Regions from separate parts of the Homo sapiens genome. Here all the other regions are linked to region 2. The links are chromatin loops, found by intact Hi-C in ENCODE. Cell type or tissue: dorsolateral prefrontal cortex. All regions are shown on one strand.

Region 1 (8,000 bases), 170 kb before region 2:
TGGTGTTCAGCAGGGAGATGCCTCACCCCTGTGACTACCCAGCCATTTGATTTCTGTCTATTGTCTGCAGTCTGTCTCCTGATTTGGAAGGAACAGTTGAGGCATTCTGACTCTGTATTTAACTGTTCTCTGCCACCGTCCGCTGATTGATGACTATACATAAAGTGTCAACTGGATACTCAATGGTACACATCTTCCTACTAACAACTCCCCTAGTGCTTTCATCTTGCCTTTTATAAGTCTGCATCCAACTTGTTACACTCTAACACCCCAACAGAACAACTATGGTTTCTGTATCTCCCTGCTTCTCTGCACCCACTTCCTCCACTAACATCCTAGCGGCCAGGCCATACAAGACAAACTATTTTCTGCTGGTCTTGACATTAAGGTAACCAGAGCCAGGCCATGTGGGAGATCATAAGCACAGGACACATCCAGCTCTCCTTTTAGCAAGCAACCCATTCATCTCCAACCCACTCAGAGAACAATGACATAGGCTTGTTGAGAATAAAAGAGGCCCTTAACCCCATGGCCCTCTGACACCAGCTGTCCCCACCTTGTCAATCCACCTCATCTTTCTGACAGCAAGGCCAATCCTGAATCGTTCATATGGTCCAGCAACTAAAGGGTTAATTGGGTGATTGGGGGAGGGGCTAAAGGAGCTGTTTTTCCACCTTGTCTCCTTCTACCTATGAGGAGGGGCTGCAGGAAGGGAAAGAAATTGACCTCCTCAACGACTTCCTTCCAGTTCACAGACAGAACTGTTTCAGTTCTGTTACCTAGGTCTCTTTTCTTCTCAGGGATGATATTTAAAAGATTAACAACCAGTGGCTGGGCGCCATGGCTCACTCCTGTAATCCCAGCACTTTGGGAGTCCTAGGCAGGTGGATCACCTGAGGTCAAGAGTTCAAGACCAGCCTGGGCAACATGGCAAAACCCCATCTCTACCAAAAAAAAAAAAAAAAAACTTATCCGGGTGTGGTGGTGTGCGCCTGTAGTCCCAGCTACTCAGGAGGCTGAGGTGGGATGATGGCCTGAGCCCAGCAGGTGGAGGTTGCAGTGAGCTGAGATCCTACCACTCACTGCACTCCTGCCTGGGCGATAGAGCCAGACTTTGTCTCAAAAATAAATAAATAAGCCGGGCACAGTGGCTCATCTTGTAATCCCAGCACTTCGGGAGGCAGAGGCAGGCGGATCACCTGAGGTCAGGAGTTCAACACAAGCCTGGTCAAGATGGTGAAACCCCATCTCTACTAAAAATACAAAAATTAGCCAGGCATGGTGGCACATGCCTGTAATCCCTGCTACTCAGGAGGCTGAGGCAGGAGAATCGCTTGAACCCGGGAGGCGGAGGCTGCAGTGAGCCAAGATCGCGCCACTGCACTACAGCCTGGGTGACAGAGTGAGACTCCATCTCAAAATAAATAAATAAATAAATAATTATAAATAAGGCTGGGCGCTGTGGCTCACACCTGTAATCCTAGCACTTGTGGGAGGCCGAGGTGGGCAGATCACCTGAGGTCAGGAGTTCGAGATCAGCCTGGCAGACATGACAAATCCTGGCTCTACTAAAAATGCAAAAATTAGCTGGGGATGGTGGCCTGTGTCTGTGGTCCCAATTACTGGGTGGCTGAGGCAGGAGAATCACTTGAACCCAGGAGGGGAGGCGGAGGTTGCAGTGAGCCGAGATCACACCACTGCCCTCCAGCCTGGGTGACAGAGGGAGGCTCCGTCTCAAAATAAATAAATAAATAAATGAAGGAATTCCTAATGCTAAATGCCACATAATCAAACTGAAATTTTATAGAAGTATGTGAATCCCCTAACAGACCAGTTTTTCCTGCAAACAGGAGATTCATAGCAACCATTCAGAAAGGGCCCAGTTAACCCCAGTCAGCATAAGGAAGGCCCCCTCTGCTTTAATCCTTAAAAGAAAAGTAACCTGATGTTAATCAATCTATTTTTGCTATTGTTTGGTTCTCTTGTTCCCACCTTTAAAAACCCACTGTTCTGCCACATGCTGTTAGTCTACTTTATAGAAGTTTTTACTATTTTGTACCTGCTTCTCCAACTCATAATGTTACACAGCCTCTCCAGGTTGTAGCCCAAGAAGCAGCCTGCTCTTTCTCGTTCTCTCTCTTTCTTCCTTCTCTCTTTCATTCCTTTTCTCTCTTTCTCACTTCCCTCCCTCCCTTCCTCCCTTCCTTCCTTGGGTCTCGCTCTGTCGCCCAAGCTGGAGTACACTGCCCCAATCATAGCTCACTGCAGCCTCGACCTCCCCGGCCCAAGCGATCCTTCCGCCTCTGCCTCCACAGTAGCTAGGACTACAGGCGTGCACCACCAAGCTCAGCTAATGCTCTTTCTGGTCTGAGTTTTGACCCTCATCCTAACCTGTTGTTCTTTGAGTACACTCTGGGCCTTGATGCGTTGGGTCATTCCTGCTTTCCCAGGTGGTAACCGTTCCTGGGCAGGGATTTTAGTTTTCCTTGGAATCTTGCCCTCCTCACTATCCTGCCCACAACCTTCTACCCCTAGCTTCTGGGATCTCAGCTAGGAGCCATGCTATCCCCAACTCTCCCTCTACAGGGACGTGGGACGGGAGAGCTTTTATGAAGCACAGTAGTGAAAAGACCAAAAGATTTGGATTCAGTGGCTATTCCAGTTACTGACTCTATTTCCTTGGGCAACTCAAATCAATGCATGGCAGCCAGTGTGTTATGAGCTACCGGAAGTATACAGAAAAGTACCAGAAAAAATACAAGCATTATCATCAGTCGCTGTCAATTAAATAACTCTGTTACATTTCAACAGTGTTCGTAACCACTTGACATTGATGTATTTGTGTAATTTCTATTATCTGTTTTTCCCACAAAGCTGTAGCTCCATCCAAAGTGGGCAACTGAGTGTCTTGGTCAGTCATGTGCAGCCTGATGACCCTTGAACAGTTGCAAAAGTGCGCCTAGGGCTTGTAGCATTTACTTAAAAGGGGATAATAAACTCTCACGGCCAGTGCTGGGCTTATTGCCTTGTTTGGGAATTTCTCCATTCAAGGGTTTTATGTTTGGGGATGTGCTGGCCCTATTTTTTTGTTTGTTTGTTTTTTGAGACGGAGTCTGGCTCTGTCTCCCAGGCTGGAGTGCAGTGGCACGATCTCGGCTCACTGCAACCTCCGCCTCCCAGGTTCAAACGATTCTCCTGCCTCAGCCGCCGAAGTAGCTGCGATTACAGGCGCCGCGCCACCACACCCAGCTACTTTTTTTTTATTTTTAGTAGACACGGGGTTTCACCGTGTTAGCCACCGATCTCCTGACCTCGTGATCCGCCCACCTCGGCTTCCCAAAGTTCTGGGATTACAGGCGTGAGCCACCGCGCCAGGCCGCTGGCTCTATTTTCACCGCTAGCTTTGGATCCCTTTCTTCCCTGAAGGAAAAGAGGCCTCCAGGGCAGCCGTGCAGAACCGATGGGAGGGATGTAGGATAATACGCCAAAGCCGATAGAGTTCTGGAGCGCGCCTGGGCATCAGAGCGTGGAAGACAAGTGTCCGCGGAAGGAGGCGAAGGATGCTGGACAAGCCCCGCCGCCCGCCGCCCGCCGCCCGCCGCCCGCCGCCCGCCGCCCGCCGCCAGCGGCCCTGGGCCCAGGGAGAAGCAGAGATGTTGGCCCTCCCAGTTTCCTAGAGAGGCCGCAGAGGGCCCGGGGAGGCGACGCGCGTGCGCAACTGGGGAAGCTGGGAGGTAGGCGCGGGGCGGTCGGCTGCGGTGGCGGCGTTTGGATGATTGTCTCTCGGCGGCGGAGTCGGTGAGCGGCCCGGCGGGGCGCGGGGTGCGGAGCGGGGGCGGCTGTGCGTGCGAGAGTGGCAGGTGAGGCCGGGCCTGGAGGCTGCACCCGGGGCGGGGGTCTGGCCGTGGATCCCGCCCGGCCGCGCCGAGGGCATACCTCTTCGCCCCCCGGGCGTCTGGGGCAGAGAATCTGGAAAATTCCCGGTTTCTTCTGGCTTTATCTTTTCACCCAATTATGCGAATAAAGCGTACTTATTAGAGACAATTAGATAAGTGGAAGAAAAGTGAAAGTAGCCACCGTCCGGAAATCTTAGTCTCCAGGTCTCCTGACATTGAAAACATCTGGCATAGACTTCTCCCTTTTTCTTGTCTTATTTCACTTCCTGGCACCTGTCGCCGTCTAACATAGCATGTATTTGTTTATTGGTTATCTTCCCATAAGCCCCTTGCCAGGGCAGTGCTTTCTGTTTGCTTTATTAACTGCTGTTACCTTAGTGTATGGGAAATAGTAGGTGCTCCTAGAAGGTGTTTGTTAAATTAATGAAAGAAGGAATATCTAAACTGGGAGACAAGAAGAATTGACAGTTTTTAATGTCTTTTTTTTTTTTTTAAATAGCCCATTGCCAAGTTAAGAATGTAAGAGTGACCTTGAGCCTGGAACATTTCCTTGCAGAGTTAGAGCCCTCACAGCCTGTGCTGCTGCATTTAATGCCTTGTGTCTTTCAGTGTTTCAGGCTTCATGTGTACTCCTTTGTTGTGTTTAATCTCTTAAGTCAGTGGCCTTCATTCATTCTCTCAGCCTTCTGTATTTCACACCCCATAGGAGTGGGGAGGGTGGATTGAGATCTTTCTTCCTTACTAAGTGGGGTGTGTGCATCACACCAGCCCTATAGCTGTGGAGTGGATCTGCTGGGTGTGGGGGCTCTTTGCATTGCAGGAGGCTGGATCTTGTTCCCTGTTTCTCCTTTTGCTGTAAGTATACGCTGTACCTCTTGGGGCCTGATGTGGTTGGTATCTGTCCTCAGCGACCTCAAATCATGTGCTATCCCTTCCTTGGATGGCCTTTTAATCTTGGCAGCACAGCCTGGCCACCTGGTGAATAGTGGAACAGTCATGGTGATGCATAAGGATCTAGTATGTTCCTTTTAGGTGCTGTATGGTATTTCATCCTATAAAAATGCTACTTTTATTTAGCCATATTGATGGACAAGTAGGTTAAATCCAGTATTATGTTATTACAGAGAATATTTTAGTAAATACCTGTGTAAATGTCTGAATACCCGTGCAAGTGTTTTTCAGGGCAGATTCTTACAAGTTAAATTCCTGTAGCGTAAGGAATATGTCTTTTTAGTTTTACTGTGGACTTTCAAACTATCCTTCCTGTTGGCTATTACATTTCCACATCTATTAGTGGTTTGTGTTTGGTGTTTTTTTCTTTTGCTTTTCTTTTGGACAGAGATTTTTTTCATATTGATGTATTCAAATATATTCACTCTTTTCATTTTGTTGTCTTAAGAAATTCTTGGTTACACCAGGGTTCTTAGAGTCTTTATGGTTTTTTTCTTTTTTTTTTTTGAGACAGAGTCTCACTCTGTGTCACCCAGGCTGGAGTGCAGTGGCACAATCTTGGATCACTGCAGCCTCTGCCTCCTGGGTTCAAGCAATTCTCTGCCTCAGCCTCCCGAGTATCTGAGATTACAGGCGCCTGCCACCACATCTGGCTTTTTTTTTTTTTAAAGTAGAGATGGGATTTCACCATCTTGGTTAGGTTGGTCTTGAACTCCTGACCTTGTGATCCACCCACCTTGGCCTCCCAAAGAGCTGGGATTACAGGCGTGAGCCACCGCACCCAGCCTTTTAGCTTTGTTTTTTAAGTTTCTTTATTTTTTGTGTGATTTTACTTACTATTTTTATTTGCCTAGCCAATTGTCCCAACACAATTCATTGACTAGTTTAATTTTTCCCACTGACTTGTAATGCTACTGTTACCAACTCTCAAGGGAAGTCGTTTGACTTCAGTGGGTCCTTTACCTGCCTGGTGGTGTTCATGCCAATAAAATGAGACCAAGTTTCGTTAAGCAGTGCAGAAACTTTATTTGTTGATGAAGGAATGGAGAAGGAAAAGCTCATGCTCAAAGTACCCTCCTCTGGGTGTGGTGAAGAGGGATTTTTAAGGTCTCTTAGGGCATGTAGTGGGGCAGAGATCCTGGAAAGAGGTGGGGCCCTATGGGAAGAACTGGAGTGTGCTCAGTCTCATTCTTTTTTCTTTCTTTCTTTCTTTTTTTTTCTTTTGCGATGGAGTTTTGCTCTTGTTGCCCAGGCTGGAGTGCAATGGCTTGATCTTGGCTCACCGCAACCTCCGCCTCCCAGGTTCAAGCAGTTCTCCTGTCTCAGCCCCCCAAATAGCTGGGATTACAGGCATGTACCACATGCCTGGCTAATTTAGTATTTTTAATAGAGACGGGGTTTCTCCATGTTGGTCAGGAGGGTCTTGAACTCCTGACCTCAGGTGATCCACCCGCCTTGGCCTCCCAAAGTGCTGGGATTACAGACGTGAGCCACCGCGCCTGGCCAGTCTCATTGTTTCTTTTGTACCCAGCACTATATGTGCCTAGCAAGTGTATTTCTCCCTTCTAGGTGGAGATTTTAATATGGTAATGAAGCAAGGATTCAGGCCTGGGTAGCACTGCTGAGCTAAGTTCTCCTTTGTGGTTACTGATATTTAGCCTTTTTCTCTCTAAGCAAGCACAGCTGCTGGCACAGGTTAATTTTACAGGTTCTGGGGCTCTTTTTAAAAGAAGGTCTTGCTGCTATAAGTAGACAGAGAGGGCCTCCAGGGATCATAGGAATTTAATCAACTTGAGCAGTCAGCCAGTTTTACAGCCTTCTGCCCTGCAGCCTGTTTCTTCCTAAACCCTGTGTGGATTGCAGTCACCTAGTTAGTTAAAACCAGCCCCAGGCCGGGCGTGGTGGCTCACACCTGTAATCCCAGCACTTTGGGAGGCTGAGGCGGGTGGATCACAAGGTCAGGAGATTGAGACCATCCTTGCTAACACGGTGAAACCCTGTCTCTACTAAAAATACAAAAAAATTAGCCGGGCGTGGTGGCAGGCGCCTGTAGTCTCAGCTACTCAGGAGGCTGAGGCAGGAGAATAGTGTGAACCTGGGAGGCAGAGCTTGCAGTGAGCCGAGATTGCGCCACTGCACTCCAGCCTGGGCGACAGAGTGAGACTCTCTCTCAAAAAAACAAAAACAAAAACAAAAAAAAACCCCAGCTCCTGACAGACCCCAGCAACTTATAGATGAACCTGAGTGAACTTTTCTCATTACCATGCTAAAGTCTCCACCCGGGGAGTAGCTATAGCTTCATTACCATAACACATGACTTATGTGCTGGCATAATGACTCACTGCGTCTGTACCACTGGGACCCCTCCTATACATGGGATGATGTAGCCTCTCGCCTCTCCATTGCTCCATAAAATTCTCCTATTACTTTCCCTTGGAGAGATGCTGCTTTGGAAAATACTCCCAGTGTCCTCCTTACTTACACCAAGTAATAAAACTCCTATTGATCTAAACTTGCATTCTCACAAACAGTCGTTTGTTACTCGCCAGGTGAATGAACCTCATTTTTTTTTTTTAGGTAACACTGTGGTGACACTATCTCTGTCATGCATCAAACTTATAAAATTGGCTGGGCATGGTGGTGCATGCCTGTAATCCCAGCTACTTGGAAGGCTGAGGCTGGAGAATCACTTGAATCCAGGAGACGGAGGTTGCAGTGAGCAGAGATTGCACCACTGCACTCCAGACTGGGCAACACGGCAAGACTCCGTCTCCATAGAAACAAAAAAACAAAACTTACATATGTGTATAAGCCTGTGTCAGGATTCTGTACTTTTCCTTTTATCTACAGTTTGCATATTTATATTTCTTCAGTAATATATGCTGTTTCAAGTACTACAGCTTTATATTAAGCCTTATTGTCTGGTAGAACAAAACTTTCCACATCTAAAAAGTTTTCTTAACTATTATTTTTCTCATTCATTTGAATTTTAGAGTATGCTTATCAAGCTCTATGAAAAATTACATTGTAGTTGGCTGGGATTTTGTTGACTTTGCATGTTAATTTAGAAAAAACTGACATCTTGAAGGAGTGTTTTCCCATACAAAATGTATTTATATCTGTTATGTCTTTAGGCAGAGTTTTCTATTTATC
Region 2 (8,000 bases):
TTTTTAGTAGAGATGGAGTTTCTCCATGTTGGCCAGGCTGGTCTCGAACTCCTGACCTCAGCTGATCCTCCTTCCTCGGCCTCCCAAAGTGCTGAGATTACAAGCCTGAGCCACTGTGTCCAGCCTTAAAATGTTTATTTAATGTGAATCAGCTTATATGCAATTGGTCAATAGGGGAAAGACTTATATATGCACTTTACCCCCAACATATTACTGATTTGAAGTGATCAGAGGTAGGCTTTCTACAATTTAAAAAAAAAAAAAAGGCTTTAGTGATATGTAAAGACCTTAAGGAAAAAAAATCTCCTGGTATTTCTTTCTTTTGGTTTAAGAAGCAGATGTTTAGTGGGTTCAAGTCTGGCTACATTTTCCACTTCATCAAACCATCTGGCAATGTGCTAGGATAAACGAAAAAGCTAGAGATTTCCAAGTCTTTTAAAAAAAAATTTGATTGATAAATAAAGCTACTCCTAGATTAGAATGTTAATCTTGATGAAACTGGTCTAAACTAGATTTAATTTTACTACCATGTTTATTAGGGTTAGGGTTTTTGTTAGGGCTCTTATAAAATTTTGTTCAGTTTTGAGTGGTGTGTGCTTTTTCTCCACAAACTGTTACTTTTGCTTATTGTTTGGCAGCATGTCAGGATTTCCAGGAATGCAAGAATGGCATTACAGCAGAAACATGTGGATATATATAAACATTCTGTCCCCACTCCAAACTGCCTTTTAATTCTGAATCTTAAGTTTTCATTAACTGAGAGAATACTTTGAGCTAACACAATGCTAATCTGCTAGACAGGAGTACAATTTAGTAAATGAAATTAGTGAATATTTTATTGAATTTTGTCTTTATTTTATAAAAAAGAAAAATTACAATTCTAATACTAGTAATAAAGAATACGAAATGAAATACAAATGAGAAAACGTTATCTATATTGATATTTGGTCTGTATCTGATGCTCACTGAAGTTATCTGGACAGCACATTTAAGATAAAATGGTGGAAAGACACAGACAAAATGCTAGAAATATTCAATAAGACTTTTCTAAAAGGTGAAATCTAATTTAGAACCTAATAATGATGTTTAAGCACTGTGGATGTGGAATCCCACATCTGACTTTGTGTATGTGTTTTCAGGGGTACATCACTTATGAAAGTAGGGGCTATCTTTTTCATAGAACTTTTGTGAAGCTTAAGTAGAATATGCATAAGGGATTTAGCCACATTTAGTAAATAAAAAATTCATTACAGTTGCAACTATTATTATGTCAGAGTGTATTAAAAAATGGCATAATTTTTTTCCATCTAATGTCAGATAACATATTGCTCAAACATGCAGTTCAATACAACATTTTATTCAAAAACAAATTTTGAAAAACTTTGTTGAAAAACTCAGAATTATCACAATAAGGAGTCAATGTCTGAAGGTCTTAAACACAAGGTAGTAGGCAATTTTGCCAAGGCTACATACAATTCAAAAAGTACAGATGAATAATTTCACAAATTTTTCTCTAGAAAAATACTTTTAATTCATCAGAATTAAAAAATAGCTAGTTGTTTACTTTTACCATTTGAAGACAAAGGTGGCACTTGCTAACCAATAAAAACACAAGTTTTGATGGAAGTAGCATTTCTCTCTTCAAAATAAAAACCTAAAGTGAATATAATAAAGTTATATTGTGCTGTGGGAATTGTCTTTTTATGAATTAATACTGACTTTTTAAAGACAGTGTTCTGGGTCATGGAGAAACAATGAGAGAGCAATAGGGGAGAAATGAGAGGGAATGTGACTTTTCCTTTTTCCAATAATTCTCCTCTCTCCCACAATGGCAGCCAATTCATATTTCTAGAGGAAAATGCCTATATATATAAAAATATATTCAGTTAATAATTCTGCTATCCATTCAACAAAATTATTGCTCTAAGATGATCACTTCCTATACAAATCATTGGAAAAAATTAAAAATATATTTTCTCGTTCTGTTTAAGAATAAGAATGAAAAACCGAGTACTATGAGTCTTTTGAGTATTTCCTGTAAGCTCTTCAAGAATGGGCTCTGACGACTAAGTGACAGATGAGGATCCAGTTTTGGAAAAGAAGAAAGGGACAGGGTAGGAAGGAGAGAAAGAAATAACTCTTAGGGCAGTGGTTTTCAAAGCAGCAACAGCATCCGTGAGAAATGCAAATTATCAGGTCCCATCCGAGTCCTGCAGAATCAGAATCTGGGTGGGATGGAGGAATCTGTTTTAACACACTGTCAGGGATTCTGATGCACACTCAGGTTTGAGAACCACTGTATTAGGGAATCCTGATTCTATCACCAAAGAGGATTCTGGGGCATCTGTTAATGTTTAAGCTTTAATTCTTTAAAAATAATTATTTAATACAAACTTGGATCTTTAGCTACCCAATTTATGCTAAAAATCAAAGGAGGATTTCAAGTTTTTGCTTGAATTAGTTCTTTGTTTCCTGTATGGTTTATGTACTTTTCAGATTAAAAAAACCAAAATTCTAAGTAGAGACAATGTCCAGCAGGTTGGCAGGCATGGCTGCCTGCCGCTTCACAACGCCCAGATCTTGGGTTAGTCTTCAACCTTGTAAGAACAGAACCCAATTTTATCACTTCAAGACAGAAATACGTGGGCCTTGGGGAAGCTAAATTAGAAGGCCTGATAACTGGAATGTCAATCTGTAAATTTACTTTGAGATTATAACTGCTAAGACAACTAGAAGATTCAGATCTAATGTTCTTCCTCTTTCAGGACTAGCTACACAGAAAATCAAATTACTATCAGCTGACTGAAGACACATTGCTTCAGAGTAGAGTTGGGTGCTCTCATTCAGACACTAGCTCCAAAAGTCTGGGACATCCACATCAACCGCAGGCTTCTCGTCTTCAGATAAATTCTTACATAGGTGGTTCCTGTCCATACTGCACTTAGCCCACTATACTTCCACTTGGAAAATGCTATAAAATAACTGAAGAGGTTGCACTGTCTTATCACACTTGGGAGGCATACCGAGTCTTTAACTCACCCATTCATCACCACTTATGGGCCAGGTCCTGCGTAAAGCATTGGGACTAGAAAATTATTAAGACAATTCTAATACTCAAAAGACTTTTAGAGGGAGGGGGGAGTGTAAAAACAGACACAAGCAGATAAGTATAAAACAACGCAGTAAATGCAATAATACAAACATGCACAGAATATGAGAAACTCCCAGACGCAACACTTGGAATGGGGCGGGGAGAGCTCAGGAAGGTCTTCTCTAAGGAAATGGTGCCTTTCCTGGAAGAGGGCAGAGGACCGGGAAGGATAAAATTTATTTACAAACCATTGTAAATGACTACTTTAATCTACTTAACAGTGATATTAGTTTCTGTTTCATAAAGTGAAAATTTCTAATTTTACCTAAAATCTGTTCTAAGTGAGGCATTAAATCTGTGCAGTTTCAAACCAAATTTGGTGGAAAGATACCTAAATCAGTGAAAAATCCAAATTATGGAAGAGTACACGAAAAACGGTTTTGTTTTGCTTACTTTCAACTAACACCGAGTGTGTGCCAAATAGAGCTCTCAGGATTGAGCTTTGACCATTTGGCACAACTTTTATTTGAAAGTAATTTATTTTAACAAAATTAATATCATGCCACTCTCATTTGAACTGTGACTTCCCTTAGTGACTATCTTGTACGGTTTCTGAAAGCAGTTTGTTATATCAAGGAGGGACAAAAGCGGTAATTTTCATGGCTTTTCAGTTGAATATGAACTTCTTAGAGTAGGGGAAAAAGGCAAAGAAAAAGAGCAAAAGCAGGAAATGCTATTAGATACATTAGCCTAGATTCTGTAGCTTCCTTTTCTAAATCTCGCTATATGAGATTTAGTACGTAACAATTTCCCGTAAATCAAAGACCTCGGAAAAATATAAGTCGGAAACAATAAAACCTAAATCGTCTTTGCGTTCTCATTTCACAGCGAGTTAAAATGTAGATGCGATGCGGATACTGCGTCCCCTGGCACTGCCTCAATTCAAAAGTTAGCACTTTGCGCTAAGGTGGCTCTGAGCACTCCCCTCCGACCCCGCTTCCCCCCTAGAGGAGCATGAATGCACCACCGGAGCCCCTCCCCTCTTGCTCCTTACAGTTCTGGCAAGGGTCCGACGCGAGGGCTTTGTCCGACTAGTTCCACCTCCCACCCAGTACACCAGAAGGGAGGACAGTCGCTCCGCCCGCAGGGCTGTTCGGACGCGCATGCGCACTGGGGCGTCAGCTGGCCAACCAGCGCGCGACGCACGGCCAGGCGCTCCCACCTGCCCTCGCCCCGGTGGGCGACAGGCTTTGACGGGCTCCTAGCCGCAGTGCCCTCTGAGCCCCCAACCCTGAATTCTCAGCTGGGCCCTCCCGGCTCCACCTGCCCCCAACACCCTCCCCGCTCCGGCGGCGGCAGGGCGCTCGAGGCAAGCCCGGGCAGGGGGACGAGCTGCAGGTGACGCCCTGGTTGGCTGGAGCGTGCCAGGCCTTCCCCCTACGGCGCCTGCGCACAGCCAGGGCGTGGATTCAACCTTCCGCGGTGCCCTGCCTCTAGCTGACGTCAGCACCCTGGTAACTGCTGCACCTTCGCCGCGCGCTTTGAGCCCCCGCCCCTCCGCCTTCTTACCGGCCGCCCTGAGGGGTCTCGGCGCGCTCGGCTGAGAGCTTTAGGAGGCGCGAGCGAGCACTCCGACTAGGCCGGAGGGACTCGGAAAATGATGGTCCGGCAGGTGGTGGGTCCTGACCCAAGGGCCTGCAAGGAACGGAGAAGGGCAACCGAGCACGCGCTGGATCTTGGGGAAGAAGGGGAAAGGGACTGCTGGAGGAGGCGCGCATGCGCCGTGCGGTCCTTCGCCCCGGGCGCCCTGGCAGGGGGCGAGGCTCTGCGGAACTCCCGGAGCTGGCGCCAGGGAACAAGTCTCAGTGGAGAGCCTCGAATTTTAAAAGTCTCATTTAAGTATTTCTTTTGGTTTTCCTTGTATAAATATAGCTAACTTTTAAACATTTCTTTTCCGGCTTGTGTTGTTTGCTTTGGACCCTTCAGCACCTATTTTTAAACGTTAAGCATTCCCCAGTCAGCATGAAAGTTTTACTGTTAGTTTTATTTTGTTCCTATAATTTTGATTCCCCCCAGAAACTGCCACAGATGAAATCAAGCCAATAGAATTGAAAGCAAAGATCACCTGGTGGCCATGAAGCCGACCATCCTTAGGCAGAAACTCCTTACCTGAGGAATTTAGAGGTAACTAGACTTCCCTGTTACCTAAAGCCAGCATCTGGTACCAGACTTCTTCCCTCCAAATTTAAAAGTAACTAGAATTTCTATGCATCTCCGTAATGCACGCATGTCAAAACTCATTGTGCACCCCTTGCCATCTGCTCCATGCCCCAATCAACCCCTGTCCCCTACCATCCAGATACTTTATTACCCTCACATACTTGCACAGGAGTTACATATGCCACTAGTACAAAGTCCTCAGAAAATCCCCCAAGTGTTATGCCTCTCCACAAGGTGGCAAACGGAGATTTGGGAACAATTTGAGTTCATGTCCCTTTTCCATTGTCTGAACTTTGGCAAATTCAATCCAAGTTGGGTTCATTTAGCCAGGATCCCTCTAAGTTCATTCAAGAATTTCGGGCTTTATTGCCTTTGATTTAACCTGGCAAGACACATTTGTGGTATTAACTATTTGCTGTTCCCACGAAGAAAAAATCACGGTCTTTAGCTCGAGTTTGGGCAGACGAAACTCATGTTGGCAATCCTAATAATAGAGCCAGGGCAGAAGCTGTCCCCAACACAGAACCCAATTGGCAATACCACGCTGCCAATGCCAGCCCAAACAGAGACAGGGGAAGAGAAGATTATAACATGTTTGTTGGAAGGAATGAAATAAAACCTGTTAATTTTTCTAAATTATGAGAGATCACTCAGGACCAAGGACCCTTCCCTTTTCCAAGCTAGACTAATGGAGGCCATGCATAAATATACAGATTTAGATCCTGAAAGCCCTGAGGGCCAATCCCTTCTGGCCATACATTTTATAAGTCAGGCTTCCCCAGACATCAGACAAAAACTCCAAAAATTAGAGCAAGGCCCACAAACTCCCTTTTGTACTTTATTAAAAGCAGCCTTTAAGGACACTGAAGTTGAGAATGTCCCAAACCTCCAGGTTGCAAGCCATCCCTGGGACCCTGTCCTCACTGCAAATTGGAAGAATGAGTGTCCCTCCCTCATGAAGGGGGGGCCACCTCTTCCTTCTAGGCTATGACAGCCACAGTCTCACCAACCTACCTGACAAGGGGATCCTGCAGAACGAGGGTGAGGGTGAGGGCGAGAGCAAGGGCAAACACCTCTAATTCTATTCCTGGATTATGATCAAGCCTCTGAAATGTCAGTCATCCATCCTCTAGATGGGGCCTTGAAGCCATCCACGGCCCTGTCTTTTCCATCTCTGTGGATGATCCCAGGGCAAATCTGATTGTGGCTGAACAACAGATAATGTTACTCATAGATACACGGGACAGTTATTCAGCTTTATAAACATTTACTATGGCCCAATGTGCCAGTCCTCCATTTTCCTCATGGATATTGATGGAAAACCCCAATGAGGCTGTTTCACACAGCCATTCCCTTGTAAAATGAAAGGCTATTCCTTTACTCCTTTTTAGCCCTGTTCTATTAGGTTGTGATTTACAAAATTACAAGCTAATTTACAGCTAAGGCCCCACCTTCTAGCTGTATTAACACTTCACCAAAAGAGCCCCTGCAGCTTCTCCCAGATAGCAATCTACTTCAGTATGTGGATGACTTACTAATCTGTAGTCCTAACCAGGCTGTTCCAGACCAAAATACAGTATTAGTATTCAACAAACTTGCTAATTGTGGGTACAAAGTATCTCCTTCTAAAGCACAAATATCCACACAAAGGGTTCAATTTTGGGGTCTTATTTTAATTCCCAGTGAAAAAGCCTTTGTAGTGCTTGTACAGATCTTAAACGTGACAATTGTGGTAACTAAACAACAGCTTCAGTCATTTTTGGGTAAGGCTGGGTTTTGCAGAATATGGATTCCTTCCTTTGAGTTAATAGCAAAACCTTTATATGAAGCCCTCAAGGGAACTCAGGAACAGTCTCTATACTGGACTAATGAGATGAAGCATGCTCTAAACACTTTAAAATAGGCTTTAATCTCAGCCCTGACCTCAGCCCTACCAGATCTGACTAAGCCTTTTTCTATGTACATGAACAAAAGGGAATAGCTTTGGGAGTCTTAGCCCAAGATTGAGGGGCCCTCTAAGTGCCCTATAGCATTTTTTTTTCTTTGAGATGGAGTCTCACTCTATTGTTCAGGCTGGAGTGCAATGGCATGACCTTGGATCACTGCAACCTCTGCTTCCCAAGCTCAAGTGATTCTCCTGCCTCAGCCTCCCAAGTATCTGGGATTATAGGTGTGCACCACCGCGCCCAGCTAATTTTTGCATTTTTAGTAGAGTCAGGGTTTCACCATGTTGGCCAGGCTGGTCTCAAACTCCTGACCTCGTGATCTGACTGCCTCAGCCTCCCAAAGTGCTGGCATTACAGGTGTGAGCCACTGTGCCTGGCCCCTATAGCATATTTAAAAAAAAACTTTAGACCTAGTATGCCAGGGATGGCTTAAGAGCCTTAGCAGCGGTGGCCCTTAGTGCAAGAAGCCTCAAAAATGTATTACCTGCCCCTCCTGAACTCTTATGGTTTTGTGGCACTGCTATTAATTATTTAAATCCTTTTCAAGCTTTGGCCCTATCCCACCTTGATAATTCTCTTCGTTATGATGATTGTACCCTGGGTACAATAGCTCCTGCCCAAATCACTGTCTTAAACATAACTTCCAATCTAGAATCCCATTCTAGATGAAAAAGGGCCCTAGGACTTATTGTTGGAGTTGTGGGAATCATCACAACTCTCACCCCTTGGGGAGGTTGTACTTA
Region 3 (8,000 bases), 520 kb before region 2:
CCTGGAGGAACAGCAAGCAAGTAGGCTTTTTACTGTCAGGCTTCACTCATATCTAACTTAAGAATTCTTCCATGATTAGAATTACATTTGCTCCATGAATAGAGCACTCATCCAGGGGTCAAGCCACAGCCCAACCTCTGCTTCAGTTCCTGTCCTTTCTCCTGTCTGGGAAAGGAGGGGTTATCCAAAGACAACTCACCCAGAACCCAGATTTAGGACAAGAGCACCACACCCTCAGGCTACTCACCGAGCTGAGGATATTTGAAAAAGTCACTGTGACAGATGCAATGGCTGAAGACATGGAGAAACTGAGGCCCCGGCTAAAGAAGGTCCACATCAGAGAATTGGTGCTCGCCATCACAATAATGCCTAAGACGCATAAACCCATGCTCACCTGCAGGAGAAAGTGTCACTGCAGCCACGTCCACCCTGGGCAGCAACCTGCAGACCCCCTCAAAGCACACCCAGGACTGTGGTTGCTGGCACCCAGGCTCCTACTGAGCTCCCACTACAGCTCAGAGGGCCTCAGAGCTTTCCTGCACAGGGCTTCACTTAACCCTCAGTGGGCAGCAGACCCATCTTACAAATAAAGCAAATTCAGAGAAGATACTCATTTGGCCACCTTGCTGGCCATATGATCTTGGGAAGAAGCAAAATGCTAATCCAAAGCCAGTATTTTCTACTGAACACCGGCCCCTTATTGGTCCCACAATGACCAGTGCTTGAAGATCAGTCCCAGAGGGCCAAGTAGTTCTTACTCCGTAGGTAGTAAGCCTAGGGTAGAGTTCTTATTTCTTGAGATCAGGCAAAGCATGAATTAGCAATGTCTGCTCTGTATTCCCACCCCCAAATCCTATACAAGTTACAGCCCACTAAGGCTGACCCCCTCTGGGTATTCTTGAGCTTTTACTCTGTGTTAGGTCCTGGGCTGTGTTTAAGCATTCTCATTTATTCCTTAACTTCATTTTACAGATAAAGAGCCAGGGGCATTAAGTAACCTTCCTAAAGTGCTACAGCGGTGAGAGCCACCAGGCTTCACAAGCAGGCAGTGTACCTCCATGCTCTTAACTAGGGCACAGCCTTGCCTGAGGGAAACACCACCTCAGACTATTTAGTGATCCCAGACATCCCTTGGAGAACTTGCAGGTATTTTCTTTCTTTTTTTTTAAAGGAGAAAGTCTCAAGAGAAGAGAAGATCTTTAGAAGCCTCCTACACAAAGGATATGCAGTCCCCCTTGCTTGGTGGTGAGTTAGAAACCTGCCTGGAGACAAGGCGGCGGGGGGGGGGGGTGCGGAATCTAAATATACTTATTACTTGTAATGGTTTCTCAGCAGCTGAACACATAGTGTCTTGAGAAAAAGGTGCTTGCTTATAACTTACACCAGGGTGTTCAATTTTTTGGCTTCCCTGGGCCACACTGGAAGAACTGTCTTGGGTCACACATATAATACACTAACACTAATGATATATGATGAGCTAAAAAAAAAATAATAAATCGCAAAAAAATTCATGTTTTAAATTTGCAAATTTGCGTTGGGCCGCGAGTTGGACAACCTTGTCTTACACAAAGCAGCATATGGGCCAGTGGCAACCTGCTTAAAGGGTTATGAAGGTCTAGTTCCTGACAACAAACTTCACGGCCCATACAAAGTTATTCATTTTACTTTCGACCACTTACCCCATGAACTACACCCAATGGGATACTAACCTGAAGCATGGCAGCTACTACTGGATTAGCCCTAAATAGGCTTAACCCTAAATAATCAGTGACCACTGTCCAGGTCAGAGGCTAACCTTGGGCTGCAGACGCAATGAAACCCCTATAGCAAGCAGAGGCTGGTCTACGACGTGGGAGGGAGAGGCAGAGATACACCTTAGCAGACGCCAGGATGCAAGTTTAGGAGTTCTCAGCGTCAGGAAAACATCCAGAACGTCTCTGTCAGTATCCTCTTATGCCTACAGTATCCCAAACTCCCAATTTTCCTGGTAGTGGGGCAGACTGGTCATCTGGTCACAACACCCGTTAATTACGGAGTAAAGGGATGGGCAAGAGGCTTCTCACCTTAAGAGTCACGTGGAGAGAAATGCTCAGGCACAAGGGACTTAAAATGAGAGGTAGAGGGTGGATGTAGGAGGTGTAGTTCTTCCCCGAGAGCGAACTAGCCCAACCGGAGAAAAGGTTTTAGGTCCCTGGTAAGGGAAGAGGCCTCAGTCCCCGACGTCTCTTACCACCTACACTGGACGAGGGTTTGGCGTGATTAGAGGCGAAACACTCTCTGCCACCCCAGCTGACCGCAGCGCCGCCCGCGGCCCGGGGCCCCGGCGGGACAGACCGGCGAGGGTGCGGCGGCGCCCTGCGCCCACCCCCGCCCCACCCCAAGAGCCCCGCGGGCCCCGCAGCGCCCCTCCTCCGCCCAGCGGCGCCCCGCCCGCCCGCCCGCAGCAGCAGCACCAACAGCGCCCCGGGCTCGACCTCGCTGCCGAAGGCCAGCTTGGCGGAGGCGGCGGCCAGGGCCCCGAACGCGCCGGCGCACAGACAGTTGAATACGCCCCAAAAGCGGCGCCGCATCGCACCCGCCTGGAGGTGCGGAGGGAATTCCGCGGGGGTGTCAGGGTACGCGGTCGCGGACACGGCGCCGCCCGGAGGCCCCGGCCTCTCGGCCATGTTGCCTGCTGACACCGTGCCTGGCACCCGCTGCCCGCAGGGCAGAGCGCGCGCCGCGATTGGATGGCAGCCTCACGTGACGCGACGCTCCTGTGACGCCACGCTCCGGCAGGCCCCTTGGGAATCGCTCTCCGGCGCCTCGGAGGGGGCGGGCCAGGTGGCAGAGACCCTGGGCTGTGGCGGCCTCCGGCCTAACCTGTAGTAGGTTTGTGCTCTGGGGAGGACGTCGGGACCCGAGGCCTGAGGCCAAGCCGGGTACTGTGGACGCTGTGGTAGAAGGTAAACTTCTCGCGGCTTAGCCGTCTCCATCCCGGCCACCCGGCTCCCGGTGAAACTTATTAAAGATGCCTAACGGGCCCCGCGCCGGCCCACCGAGTCCATCCACGTCGACCAGGCTTCTCCGCTCCACCCTCCAGCCTGAGGACCGCCGGACCAAGAGATGCCTCGGCAGAGGGCGCTGGGGACCTCCAGACCCAGAAAGACGCCAGAGCCCCATATGGGGACAAGCGCATCACAGAAAACCGAAAAAATGAGGATCTGCGATGAGAGGAAGACAATGATCCATAATCAAGCCACGCAGAATCAACATGACTTCTAATCTCCTGTTATACTTACGTATGTTTAGAATGTTTCCGGCTGGGCGTGGTGGCTCATGCCTGTAATCCCAGCACTTTGGGAGGCCGAGGCGGGTGGATCACCTGAGGTCGGGAGTTCGAGACCAGCCTGACCAACATAGAGAAACCCCGTCTCTACTAAAAATACAAAATTAGCCGGGCGTGGTGGTGCATGCCTGTAATCCCAGCTACTCGGGAGGCCGAGGCAGGAGAAGCGCTTGAACCTGGGAGGTGAAGGTTGTGGTGAGCTGAGATCATGCCATTGCACTCCAGCCTGGCCAACAAGAGTGAACTCCGTCTCAAAAAATAAAAATAAAAATAAAATGTTCCCATTTAAAAAGTACACGTCCTTGAAAATAAAGTGTTGAAATGTATAAAGTGCTATTTCCACTCTCCAGGAAAATCAGTGTTAATAGAGCATTTTTCTATATGTCTATTTAGTTATATATAGTTAAAATGTTAAAAAAATTATAGAATATGTATATGCATTTTTTAAACAAAAATGATTTCACAGTTGAACATACTGTTTAGCAGCATTCTTTTTGTATCTTCTGTTTAGCAAGTTTTTATGGAAGTCCTTCCACACCATGCTGCTTCTCTCACAGGGTGGTTTTGTGGCTCAAATAAAAGCACGGATAAGGCCAGGCACGGTGGCTCACGCCTGTAATCCCAGCACTTTGGGAGGCCAAAGGTGGGTGGATTACGAGGTCAGGAGTTCAAGACCAGATTGGTCAAGATGGTGAAACTCCATCTCTACTAAAAATACAAAAAAAATTAGCTGGGTGTGGTGGCGGGCACCTGTATTCCCAGCTACTTGGGAAGCTGAGGCAGAGAATTGTTTGAACCCAGGAGGCAGAGGTTGCAGTGAGCCGAAATTGCACCACTGCCCTCCAGCCTGGGTGACAGAGTAAGGCTCTGTCTCAAAAAAAAACACGGATAATTTCAGTAACGCCAATATGGTACAAACTGTCCCATTTTGCAGATGAGGAAATTGAGGCTCAGAGGTCTCACTGCACCACTCCATTGAGTAAGGAGCTGCTCAAAGATGATACCCTCTGAAAGCTCTTATCAGGAAATCAAGAGGTGTTGCATTGATCAACTCTGCATGCTTTAAAGAATGTAAAGCAAATTTTCTTAGAACAAACGATGCCTCTACTAGCACTAAAGGTTAAGCATCTCAGAGCCACCTCCTCTGTAAAGCCGTCTCTGCTACTCCCCTACCTTTGTACCAGTCCTGTGGTTGTTCCTCTGGTTGTCTGTTTCTCTGCTAGCCTGCAAGCTCCTTGAGGGCAGGGACTACATCGTTGTTAATCTCCAGGTCCCCAGCCCTGGTGATGATGGCTGAAGTGATGCCATCCTCAGACACTGCTGGGAAGTGATTTCTGCCTCTAAGAAACTCCTGTGTACACACATCACCTAGGGATCTTGCTAAGATGAAGATTCTCATTAGGTCTAGAGCTAGACTGAATTTTGTTTGTTTTTAGAGGGAGACAGAGTCTCTCTGTCACCCAGGCTAGAGTGCAATGGTGTAATCATGGCTCACTTCAGCCTTGAGCTCCCAGGCTGAAGCCATCCTCTCAGCTCAGCCTCCTGAGTAACTAAGACTACAGGCAGGTACCATCAAGCCCAGATTATATATATATGTATTTTTTGAGACAGGGTCCTGCTCTGTCTGCCAGGCTGGAGTACAGTGGTGGATCATAGCTCACTGCAGCCTCAACCTGCTGGGCTCAAGTGATTCTCCCACTTCAGCTTCCTGAGTAGCAGGGACTATGGGTGCATCATGCCTGGCTAATTTTTGTATTTTTTGTATAGACAGGATTTTGACATGTGGCCCAGGCTGGTCTTGAACCCCTGGGCCCAAGTGATCCACCCACCTTGGCCTCCCAAAGTGCTGGGATTACGGACATGAGCCACCGCACCCAAGCCGCCAGCTCCAAAAATTAGATTCCAGCCCTCAAAACCCACAACAGGACCTAATTAACCTCGCCTTCAAGGTGTACAATAATAGAGTAAAGGCAGCCAAGTAGCAATGTTTTTCTGAGTTGCAATTAGTTGCCTCCACTGTGAGAGAAACCCCAGCCACATCTCCAGCACACAAGAACTTCAAAACGTCTGAACCGCAGTGGCCAGGCTTTCCTCCAGGACCGCCTCCCACAGGAGCTTGCTTAAAGTGCCATAAATCTGGCCACTGGGCCAAGAAATGCCCACAGCCCTGGGATTCCTCCTAAGCCGTGTCCCAACTGTGCGGGACCCCACTGGAAATCAGACTGTCCAGCTTGCCCTGCAGCCACTCCCAGAGCCCCTGGAACTCTGGCCCGGGGCTCTCTGACTGACTCCTTCCCATATCTTCTCAGCTTAGCAGCTGAAGACTGATGCTGCCCGATCGCCTTGGAGGCCCCCTGGACCGTCACGGACACCGAGCTTCGGGTAACTTTTACAGTGGAGGATAAGTCCATCCCCTTCTTAATCAATACAGAGGCTACCAACTCCACATTATCTTCTTTTCAAGGGCCTGTTTCCCTTGCCTCCATAACTGTTGTGGGTATTGACGGCTAGGCTTCTAAACCTCTTAAAACTCCCCAACTCTGGTGCCAACTTGGACAACGTTCTTTAATGCACTCCTTTTTAGTTATCCCCACTTGCCCAGTTCCCTTATTAGGCTGAAATATTTAACCAAATTATCTGCTTCCCTGATTATTCCTGGACTACAGCCACATCTCATTGCCACCCTTCTTCCCAACCGAAAGCCTCCTTTGTGTCTTCCTCTCGTATCCCCCCCACCTTAACCCACAAGTATGGGACACCTCCACTCCCTCCCTGGCAACCCATCACACGCGCATTACTATCCCATTAAAACCTAATCACCCTTACCCTGCTCAATGCCAGTATCCCATCCCACAACAGGCTTTAAGGGGATTAAAGCCTGTTATCACTCGCCTGCTACAGCATGGGCTTCTAAAACCTATAAACTCTCCTTACAATTCTCCCATTTTACCTATTCAAAAACCGGACAAGTCTTACAGGTTAGTTCAGGATCTGCGCCTTATCAACCAAATTATTTTGCCTATCCACCCTGTAGTGCCCAACCTGTACACTCTTTAGTCCTCAATACCTTCCTCCACAACTCACTATTCCATTCTTGATCTTAAAGATGCTTTTTTCACTATTCCCCTACACCCCTCGTCCCAGCCTCTGCTTTTACCTGGACTGACCCTGACACCCATCAGTCCCAGCAGCTTACCTGGGCTGTACTGCCGCAAGGCTTCAGGGACAGCACTCATTACTTCAGCCAAGCTCTTTCTCTTGATTTACTTTCTTTCCACCCTTCTGCTTCTCACCTTATTCAATATATTGATGACCTTCTACTTTGTAGCCCCTCCTTTGAATCTTCTCAACAGGACACCCTCCTGCTCCTTCAACATTTATTCTCCAAGGGATATTGGGTATCCCCCTCCAAAGCTCAATTTCTTCTCCATCCGTTACCTACCTCGGCATAATTCTTCATAAAAACATACGTGCTCTCTCTGCCGATCATGTCTGACTGATCTCTCAAACCCCAACCCCTTCTACAAAACAACAACTCCTTTCCTTCCTGGACATGGTTGGATACTTTCGACTTTGGATACCTGGTTTTGCCATCCTAACAAAACCGTTAAATAAACTCACAAAAGGAAATCTAGCCGACCCTATAGATCCTAAATCTTTTCCCCACTCCTCTTTCCGTTCCTTGAAGACAGCTTTAGAGACTGCTCCTGCACTAGCTCTCTGTGACTCATCCCAACCCTTTTCATTACACACAGCCAAAGTGCAGGGCTGTGCAGTCGGAATTCTTACACAAGGACCAGGACCGCGCCCCATAGCCTTTTTGTCCAAACAACTTGACCTTACTGTTTTAGGCTGGCCATTATGTCTCCGTGCAGCGGCTGCTGCTGCCCTAATACTTTTAGAGGCCCTAAAAATCACAAACTATGCTCAACTCACTTTCTACAGTTCTCATAATTTCCAAAATCTATTTTCTTCCTCCCACTTGATGCATATACTTTCTGCTTCCCGACTCCTTCAGCTATCCTCACTCTTTGTTGAGTCTCCCACAGTTACCATTTTTCTGGCCCGGACTTCAGTCCGGCCTCCCACATTATTCTGGATACCAAACTAGACCCCCATGACTGTATCTCTCTGATCCACCTGACATTCACTCCATTTCCCTATATTTCCTTCTTTCCTGTTCCTCATCCTGATCACACTTGGTTTACTGATGGCAGTTCCACCAGGCCTAATTGCCACTCACCAGCAAAACAGGCTATGCTGTAGTATCTTCCACATCTATCATTGAGGCTACCGCTCTGCCCTCCTCCACTACCTCTCAGCAAGCCGAACTCACTGCCTTAACTCAGGCCCTCACTCTTGCAAAAGGACTACGTGTCAGTATTTATACTGACTCTATGCCTTCCATATCCTGCACCACCATGCTGTTATATGGGCAGAAAGAGGTTTCCTCACTACGCAAGGGTCCTCCATCATTAAGGCCTCCTTAATAAAAACTCTTCTCAAGGCCGCTTTACTTCCAAAGGAAGCTGGAGTCATACACTGCAAGGGCCACCAAAAGGCATCAGATCCTATCGCTCAGGGCAATGCTTATGCTGATAAGGTAGCTAAAGAAGCACCTAGCCTTCCAACTTCTGTCCCTCATGGCCAGTTTTTCTCCGTCTCATCAGTC

What was found. Hi-C counts contacts between places; a loop is a spot of excess contacts. Peaks named below come from ENCODE experiments on the same cell type or tissue, not always from the same donor. Only the 100,000 strongest peaks of a DNase experiment are listed, where the experiment ranks them.
Region 1: a loop joins it to region 2, with 16 times the contacts of the local background. A loop is called at or near these places in 53 of 110 quality-filtered maps.
Region 3: a loop joins it to region 2, with 2.7 times the contacts of the local background. A loop is called at or near these places in 16 of 110 quality-filtered maps.

Annotation. Positions count from the first base shown.
Region 1 is chr3:44,506,351-44,514,350 of GRCh38, reverse strand. It overlaps ZNF852 (zinc finger protein 852), which reads left to right and starts at 3,734. Exons shown (of 4, transcript NM_001423469.1): 1 at 3,734-3,798. RefSeq lists enhancers at 3,280-3,339, 2,798-3,574, 3,575-4,351 and silencers at 3,560-3,609, 3,740-3,799, 3,810-3,969. In dorsolateral prefrontal cortex, a CTCF peak has its summit at 3,674; DNase peaks (open chromatin) are centred at 3,320 and 3,710; H3K4me3 peaks cover 2,557 bases; H3K27ac peaks cover 2,036 bases.
Region 2 is chr3:44,334,980-44,342,979 of GRCh38, reverse strand. TCAIM (T cell activation inhibitor, mitochondrial) reads right to left here and starts at 4,214. Exons shown (of 11, transcript NM_173826.4): 1 at 4,146-4,214. LOC105377055 (a long non-coding RNA gene) reads left to right here and starts at 4,862. Exons shown (of 4, transcript XR_940782.4): 1 at 4,862-5,275. It also overlaps a transcript of TOPAZ1 not described here. RefSeq lists a silencer at 4,164-4,553 and enhancers at 4,694-4,863, 4,548-5,201. In dorsolateral prefrontal cortex, a CTCF peak has its summit at 4,671; DNase peaks (open chromatin) are centred at 4,219 and 4,569; H3K4me3 peaks cover 3,189 bases; H3K27ac peaks cover 3,485 bases.
Region 3 is chr3:44,856,591-44,864,590 of GRCh38, reverse strand. It overlaps TMEM42 (transmembrane protein 42), which reads right to left and starts at 2,679. Exons shown (of 3, transcript NM_144638.3): 1 at 2,475-2,679; 2 at 248-394. The coding sequence starts at 2,666. It overlaps MIR564 (microRNA 564), which reads right to left and starts at 2,703; the gene lies at 2,610-2,703. It also overlaps a transcript of KIF15 not described here. RefSeq lists silencers at 2,170-2,219, 2,550-2,599 and an enhancer at 2,630-3,219. In dorsolateral prefrontal cortex, CTCF peaks have their summits at 2,796 and 3,080 (motif pointing right); a DNase peak (open chromatin) is centred at 2,750; H3K4me3 peaks cover 2,214 bases; H3K27ac peaks cover 1,665 bases.